Regions from separate parts of the Homo sapiens genome. Here region 2 is linked to region 1. A link is a loop called in an ENCODE intact Hi-C map of the cell type or tissue named here. Cell type or tissue: Calu3. All regions are shown on one strand. Links, peaks and the distances in the headings refer to the core of each region. The heading gives the core; the rest is flanking DNA.

Region 1 (3,924 bases), core at 811-3,310:
AAAACATGATAATGGGTGAAACATGCCAAACAAAAGTGCATTCTACATGACTTCCTTTATGTTAAATTCAAGAATGAGCAAAACTGTTCTATAGTGATAGAAAACATAAGTGTGATTGGCTAAAGATGAGGAGAGCTGGCTGGAAACAGGAGGGAGTTTCTGGGGTGATCTCTTGATCAAGATATATACAATCATTGATCCATGTACATAATATTCATGCATTTCAATCTGTAAATTATACCTCATTTATGAAAAATGTTTAACAAAACATAATATTGGCATATTTGGAAAATATATCCTATAACCCATATGCGTCTGTATACACTCTATGTAAATAAGTTCACTTTGTGTTATTAAACAGTAAGTTCATCATTAACTCTGTTTTCCTGAGTGTCCCTGTCTCCGCCAGTTAAAGTAGCATCACAACATCTTGGCAGTCAATCCTACAGTCAGGAAGAGCTAAAGACCCTCAGGTGATACTTCAAGCCCTTCCTATCTATGCACACTAGCAAATACAACAAACCTAATTAACGGAAAGAAAAAAAAGGGCTTCAAGCATACTTCAGAATCTACCAAATATTACCATAGCTTTGAGTGCATCTGAAGCACTCCCCCAAATCCACCAACTTAAAACTGAAAAAGAGGAAGAGCTGGAGTTGCCAGCATTCAATAAATCATTAAATACTGTCAGCATGGTTGTCTGCTTGGGATGAGCTCTAAGCCTTGATTGAAATCTCTCCAATAAATCAAATGGAGCAAGGTGATCTTTGTAATTGCCCATAAATAACATTCTGCCCTTATATCTTAGACAGAAAACTAGAATTTGAGACCTGCTGGCAATGAGACAAGCCTCAGATGTCAATGCAGCACACACATCGGGGTGCCAGCCTTAATATCAGAGCAAGTCCAGATTTGAAGAAAATTGTCACAATTTTAAAAACAACAAGGACCGTCAAACTGTCAATGCTAGAGAATATTCTCACACAAAGCAAAATAGGATTGGCTATAATGCTTTCACACCTGCATTCTTGAGTCTAGTCCCTGGAAAGGTAATAAGTGCTGAGAAGGATGGGAATAGAAGAGAATCCAGAGAAACACATACCGGAAGGACCATGGCATTCCCCATTGGCCAGATTTCATAATTGGGATAACTATGGTGACTTTTAGTCGCAATGCAAATGCACTGAACATTTTCACTTGTATTCTCTTTTGTCAGCTCCAATGACTCATACGTTTGAAAAGCTAAAGTTTGTGGAAGCCTCATTTCCCACCGATGAGGTGATATGGGCTTAAATGTCATCATTGAGCAAACTGTGTCGCTCTTTAACTTCCTGGTCAGGACCCAGCCACTCTCGATCTTTCCAGGTAATAGCAAAATAGAAACAAAAACAAAAAACAGAATCTTAATTAAAACTATTATTTCCTTTAATATGAGAAACAAAAAGAGTGCTAACCAATTAATGAATTTAGTATTTGCACTCTGCTTAAGTATAAATGCCTAAATTATTTTTGTGAAGTCAAGTTAGAAGCCCTAACCTATTTATGAAATAAGGTTGTTGAAAATTAGGAAGTGAGTTATCTTCCTAGAAGGTCATTATACCAAATGGTATTGGTGCCCCAGTAACGGTGACCTGCTGCAGGCAGCTGCCAACTCCCTGTCTGTGGGCTTTCTCTCTGCTCCCACCAAACAGGGCTGAAATGCTGGTGAGTTCATACCTCAAGAAGCAGGCTTCGGCTAAGGAGGAATGAGAGTTAATAAATAAATACCCCAGCTTCTCACCACTTCCGAGGGACAATTCTGAAGTGTGTTCTACACTGCCCCCTAAAGGTTCCCAATGGAATTGAGCCTTGTCTCCCCCTGGTGTAGCCTGTCATTAACACACTGTTGGTCTCCTTCCCTTTCTGGTCTCAGCACCTTACTTCCCTGTAGGTACTTCTTGCAATCACAATTGCACATAATTGATTTGCATCTCAATCCTAGACTCAGGGTCTGTTTCTAGGGAAACCCAAGCTTTGATGCCACAAGAGGATTTTATTAGACCAAAAAGAGCTGCACAGATCTTGATAAAAGCTCCCTGTGATTCAGGAAATATAAAAATAAGACTTCCCCACCAGCTTCTAGGAAGTATACACTGCTCCTTCGATAGGCCAAAAAGGGAGAAGTCTGGACTGACATTCTAGTTACGGAGCGTTGGTGGATTGTCAAGTTGTCTGACATTAAGTTTGGAAAGATAAGGGAAATTATTTTTCTCTCAACTATGCAAGCAAAAAACTTAAAATAACTCCCTATAGTGTTAACCCTACTTAGAAACAGATGAATGGCATGCCAGCCTAAAGCCAGTTGTTTGCCCCATGCCTCTTAGAGAAAATTTTAATAGCAAACCTCTGTCAGGGTTTTTCTTTTCCCATTCCTGCCTCTGTTAGTCAGCCTATCAGATATACATGACCATTTAATCCATCAGCATAGTTAATGGATTCCTGAGATCCTTCACTCGTATTTGGAAGTGTCAAGGACACTTTGTGATGCCTGTGGAATTCAGGCTGGAAAGATTCACAGCGGCATGTTGGAGGTGGACAATGAAGTTCTGGCACTTTCTATCCCTTCGAAGAAGAAAACTAGCCTTTCAAGTCTGCAAGACATAGGGACAATAGACCCTTTGGGGCAGTCTGGAGGAGACCCTTTTTTCAGGATTTATACTGGGCAGTGTATCTGTGTGGGAAGGAAGGTGGACTGAAAGGTGAAAGATGCTGGTGCTGGCAAGCAGTGTGACATTGGTAGGTCAACTTGATCTTTCCTCCGCCTTGGTTTCTTTCCCTCTGAAATGAAGGGAAGGAAAGAAAGAATTTTTCAGCTCTTTAATTCTAGTCTCTAAGAGTAATGCTAATTTATTATTCAGGTCAGTGATGGTAATTGTTAAAAAAAAAACAAAAACAAACAAAAAAAAAAAACGGCTGTAATAATCTCCTAGGGCTTGAATGTGTCCTAACTGATGGATACTGGTTTGGGAAATTGTGCTTTTTGTAATTCAAAGTCCCCTTAGCTAAACTCTTTAAGGAATTCCTGTAATAGCCTTGCTGGTAAAATTCAGAAAGTATCTCTCTCTTTCAGCAAAATAAATTCAGAACCTGGGAACATAAAATGAAAAGGAAAAAATGTTCAAGACTTTCAAGACTTTACCAGGAAATGAAAGTTAAGACAATAAAGTTGCAAGTAGTCATTTTGAAAGAAAGTGTGTTCTCATCACCATGCCAGTTGGAAACATACATACTTTTGAGCCCCAACCACTAGTGGTGGGAGCAAACAGTGTTTGGGGTAGAGATGGGGCTTTAGTTCTAACCGTAATTCCCAGTCTCCCCATTATTTCTTAATGTCAATATACACGTTCTCAGGTTTCTTACTGATTATGTAAATTACTTTTCAAATCAACTAAAAGATACTCATCTTCTGCCGGGCGCGGTGGCTCACGCCTGTAATCCCAGCACTTTGGGAGGCCGAGGCGGGCGGATCACGAGGTCAGGAAATCGAGACCATCCTGGCTAACATGGTGAAACCCCGTCTCTACTAAAAATACAAAAATTAGCCGGGCATGGTGGCGGGCGCCTGTAGTCCCAGCTACTCGGGAGGCTGAGGCAGGAGAATGGCGTGAACCCGGGAGGCGGAGGTTGCAGTGAGCCGAGATTGCGCCACTGCACTCCAGCCTGGGGAGAACGAGACTCCGTTTCCAAAAAAAAAAAGAAAGATATTCATTCTCTCCTTACCTCACTCCTTGTTTCTCTACAGTTTGCTATACTTACAATTCCTCACTGTAACACTTCTAAACATGGAATACCTCAACCTGTCCTCCTTTCACAGATGGAGAAAGTAAGTTTCAGAAGTACTAAGTAAGGAATGTAGCCAAGATGCAAACCTATGTGGGCCCAAAT
Region 2 (3,924 bases), core at 714-3,213, 280 kb before region 1:
GGTACCACAAATGTATTGAAGGACTTCCGTGTTTACTCACTTTGTTGCCGTGAGGAAGTACCCCTGCCACCTCCCGTGTGAACCGCACTATAACTCCTACAACCACATCCACAGCAACAATACTCAGCAATGACTCTGAGGATAACACTCTCCTGGTATTTTTCCATATTTGTAAAATATATTTGGAACTAAAAAGTGAAGGTTCATAAAAAAGTCAACAGTTTCATATTTAAAGAGCTAAGATCCAAGCACTTAGAAGCTTTCATCGTGTTCTGATTCTTCCCCTCCTGCCATGTGTTAACTCAGAGAACAGTAGGCAAACACAAAGTCACCTACTTTAGTGGGTGGGCTGTCACACATCTTGAGCCATGTCACAGATACCATACTAGGTGCAGGCATATTTCCTTCAAGAAGCTTGTAGTCCAGATGGGAGATAAGGCTTTCGAATTGGTTGATATAGTGCCAAATAAGTGAATTTTATTAGGGTTATATGGGTTTAGTGACTGAATAAATTATTGAGAAGCAGGCTGGTCTTAATAATAATGTTTGCAAGGCAAACATTATGGAGGAGGTTTATTTTGGAGAGCAGCTTTCTGTAGGCAGGCTGAGAGGAGCAGAGAAGGCATCCCACGCTTAGGGGATGCATAAGCAACGGCACAGAAGGGAGTTTACGAGATATATCTGATGCACAGTGGGCCTACCTGCAACAAAGAGTTTACAATAAAATCTTGAGATATTTTAACCAGGGCTAAATAATCTTTCAAATATTTTTGAAATGTCAACGTCTTCCCTTATTAAGCAATCACTGGTTGTTGCTTAAATTACTATATTAATTATTTATTTATGCGTAACCAACCACCACAGACTCAGTGATTGAAGACAATAACCATTTTATATACTCATGATTCAGTGGAAGAACAATTTGAACTGTGCTTAACTAAGCGATTCTTCTGTTGGTCTAGTCTGGGGTCACTTATGCAGCTTGGGTCATCTGGCAGCTCAAATGGGGGTGGGTGGCTTCAAATATATGCTTCTGTTTTAGAGACAATCTAAAGCAAGCTTATCTATCCCGCAGTCCATGGGCCACATGCAGCCCAGGACAGCTTTGAATGTGGCCCAATACAAATTCATAAACTTTCCTAAAACATTACGAGATTTATGCATGGACCCTATTTTTTTAAAAATTAGCTCATCATGGATTATTAGTGTTAGTATATTTTATGTGTGGCCCGAGACAATTCTTCTTCCAACGAGACCCAGGGGAGCCAAACAATTGGACTCCCCTGGTCTAAACCCATAGATTCATTCATATTGGGGCACATCCTCCCCCACCCCGATTGCACTATCTCCATTTCTGAGTCTACACTCCTGCATTTCTTTTACTCTGCACTAGTGTTATTGAAAAGGGGTCCCAATTCAGATCCCAAGGGAAGGTTCTTGGATCTTGAGCAAGAAAGAATCCAAGGTGAATCCAGAATAAAGTGAAAGCAAGTTTATTAAGAAAGTAAAGGAATACAAGAATGGTTACACCATAGACAGAGAACGATGTTCCTGAAAGCAAGAGGAGGAACACATCCACCTTAGGTACAATGCTTGTTTACGTATAAGATTACAAAGCAAAAAATCATGCGGAGATGTGTTCTATTACAAAGGCTCATGACAAATGATTGTTAATCTTTGTGTAACTACTGTCTACTGCAAGAATCTATATTATTATTGTTAACATGAAACTTATGCTTAAACTAAGAATGCTTTTGTTCCTGAGATATGGGAACATCAGGGCATTTCCTGGGTCTGTTAAGTCCTGGATCTAGTAAGTCCTGCGTCTGTTCAGTAAACATGATTAACCTGTTCCCTTAACCATAAACTTCTTGTGACTAAGAATGCCTAACTTTCTGGGAATGCAGCCCAGCAGGTCTCAGCCTCATTTTACTCAGCCCCTATTCAAAATAAAGTGGCTCTGGTTTGAAACTTTCTGACACTAGGTGGGATCTGGTTCATTGATTTTGCTTTTCCATGAGTGCCATGGGGAAGTCTCTGATGCCCTCGAATGATATCAAGAGAGATAAGAGTAATGGGTCTGAAGAAAAAACATTTATCTTTTGCCACAGTGAAGAAATTCTAAGTGAGATATTAAAATTAGAGATAAGTCTATCCCACTTACCCAACCTTAAAATAGATTATCCCAGCTGAGTGTGGTGGTGAGTACCTATAGTCCAGCTACTTGGGAAACTGAGTTGGGAGGATCACTTGAACCTAGGAGGTCAAGGCCAGCCTGGGCAACATAGTAATACCCTGCCTCTTAAAAAAATCCCTTAGCATCAGGAATGTTCTGGAATGTTTAGGTCAAGAAGAGATCAACACAGCTTGTTCAGTATGTTACAGTAAGACACAGAAAGAGTCCATAGTCTTAGGAGAACATCGCCATGATGAGCCTGAACAACAGTGGTGACATTTTTTATTCATTAGGGAGAAAACAAATCTACATGGTCCTGTTACGCATCTGCAGGCTCTGGCACAGGTATGAAAAGGACAAATATCAGTACTTTGTCCACCTTTCTCCTTTTGGGCTTAAGCAGGAGATTCACAGTATACCAGCAGCACCTTTTCTTCTTTACACCTGCAATATAATTTGTCAGTATCTGAAAGTAACATTTATTTTCATTTACTTTCAGTATGAAAATCTAATTCCTTAACCTCCCAATATTTGAAAAAGTTGCCACTTAGTGGTCTGAAACAGAATCTAACTAAATGGTGCCCAAATAAGCTGAAATTGTTTATGTGCTGTCTAAAGGAATCCTAAAAAGCCTTTTAAACAGAGAGAATACACTTACCTCAGTACTCTGCCTATAGTCACTTACTCAAAGGTGCTGTGGAAGGGCCCTCAATGTGTTTCAGAAATGCTAATTCATTTACTTCTCAAATGTCTTTATTAAATCTATAAGGAGAAAGAATTTACTGCCATTTTTTAAAAAGAACTGCATTGGCATCTGCTTATATCTTTGGCCTCAACCCCGTGGTGCACATTGACCTGACATCTGAATGTCAACATTTGCATCTCATTGCCTGAGGGCTTCTCTTGCTACCATACTTCTCTGCCTTTGTGCACAGCAGGCAGAAAGGGCTGGAGAATTAAGTTTTCCAGGAGTAGTCATCAACCAATGACTGAAAAAAATCAAAAATCAGTTTCCCACCTCCAGCTCCTTCTTGCCTCTGGCGGGATAACTCTGAGGCCCATATTCTCTACTGGCCCCCAGAGTTACCCAAAGCGTTAAATTCCAGTGGCACACAGTGGCATCACTCTTGACGATCCACCCTACATCACCTGCTTTGATGTCCTGGTGCTTCTTGGGATTATCTCCTAAATAACCCACCTGCAAATCCTTGCCTATGATTCTTCTTCTGGGGGAAGCAAAACTAAGCCAAATCATTTGTCTTTAAATCAGATCTATTCTGATATTGGGGTCCAGAACTCCTTCCATAAGAACATGATCTTTTTTCTATATTTAGAATTGTGGAGTTTATAAATTAGAAGAGAACATAGAGAATTTTTTTTCTAAACGCTTCATTCTACGGAGGAGAAAACAGGATCAGAGAGGTGTGGAATTTGCAGACATGAAGCTTCTTGGTAAAGTGAAGCATTATTTTGTTCCCAGAACAGTTCTGTCTATACACACTAAGCCATACCATATTGATTGTTTTGAGAGCATCTATACATTTTTTCTTATTGAATATGACATAATTAAAATAAAATATACTTTATACTTATTGGAGTATAAAATAATATACTCCAATATATTGTATTGGAGTATAAAATAATATACTCCAATATATTGTATTGGAGTATATAAGGGAGAGAGACAAACTTACAGATAACAGGAAAAAAGGGGCCAGAAGAGAAGATAGGGAAGGAGTAGAAGAAGA

What was found. A loop is a pair of places that touch in the nucleus more often than their neighbours do. Peaks named below come from ENCODE experiments on the same cell type or tissue, not always from the same donor. Only the 100,000 strongest peaks of a DNase experiment are listed, where the experiment ranks them.
Region 2: it touches region 1 in a loop (6-fold over the local background); 2 of 110 quality-filtered maps call a loop at or near these places.

The regions. Positions count from the first base shown.
Region 1 is chr20:12,010,355-12,014,278 of GRCh38, reverse strand. No RefSeq gene overlaps it. Among named protein-coding and RNA genes, the nearest start is that of BTBD3-AS1, 94 kb to the right of the region's middle. In Calu3, for the core only: a CTCF peak has its summit at 1,854 (motif pointing left); a DNase peak (open chromatin) is centred at 1,818.
Region 2 is chr20:12,285,765-12,289,688 of GRCh38, reverse strand. No RefSeq gene overlaps it. Among named protein-coding and RNA genes, the nearest start is that of BTBD3-AS1, 370 kb to the right of the region's middle. In Calu3, for the core only: no CTCF peak of the experiment used is centred there; a DNase peak (open chromatin) is centred at 1,938.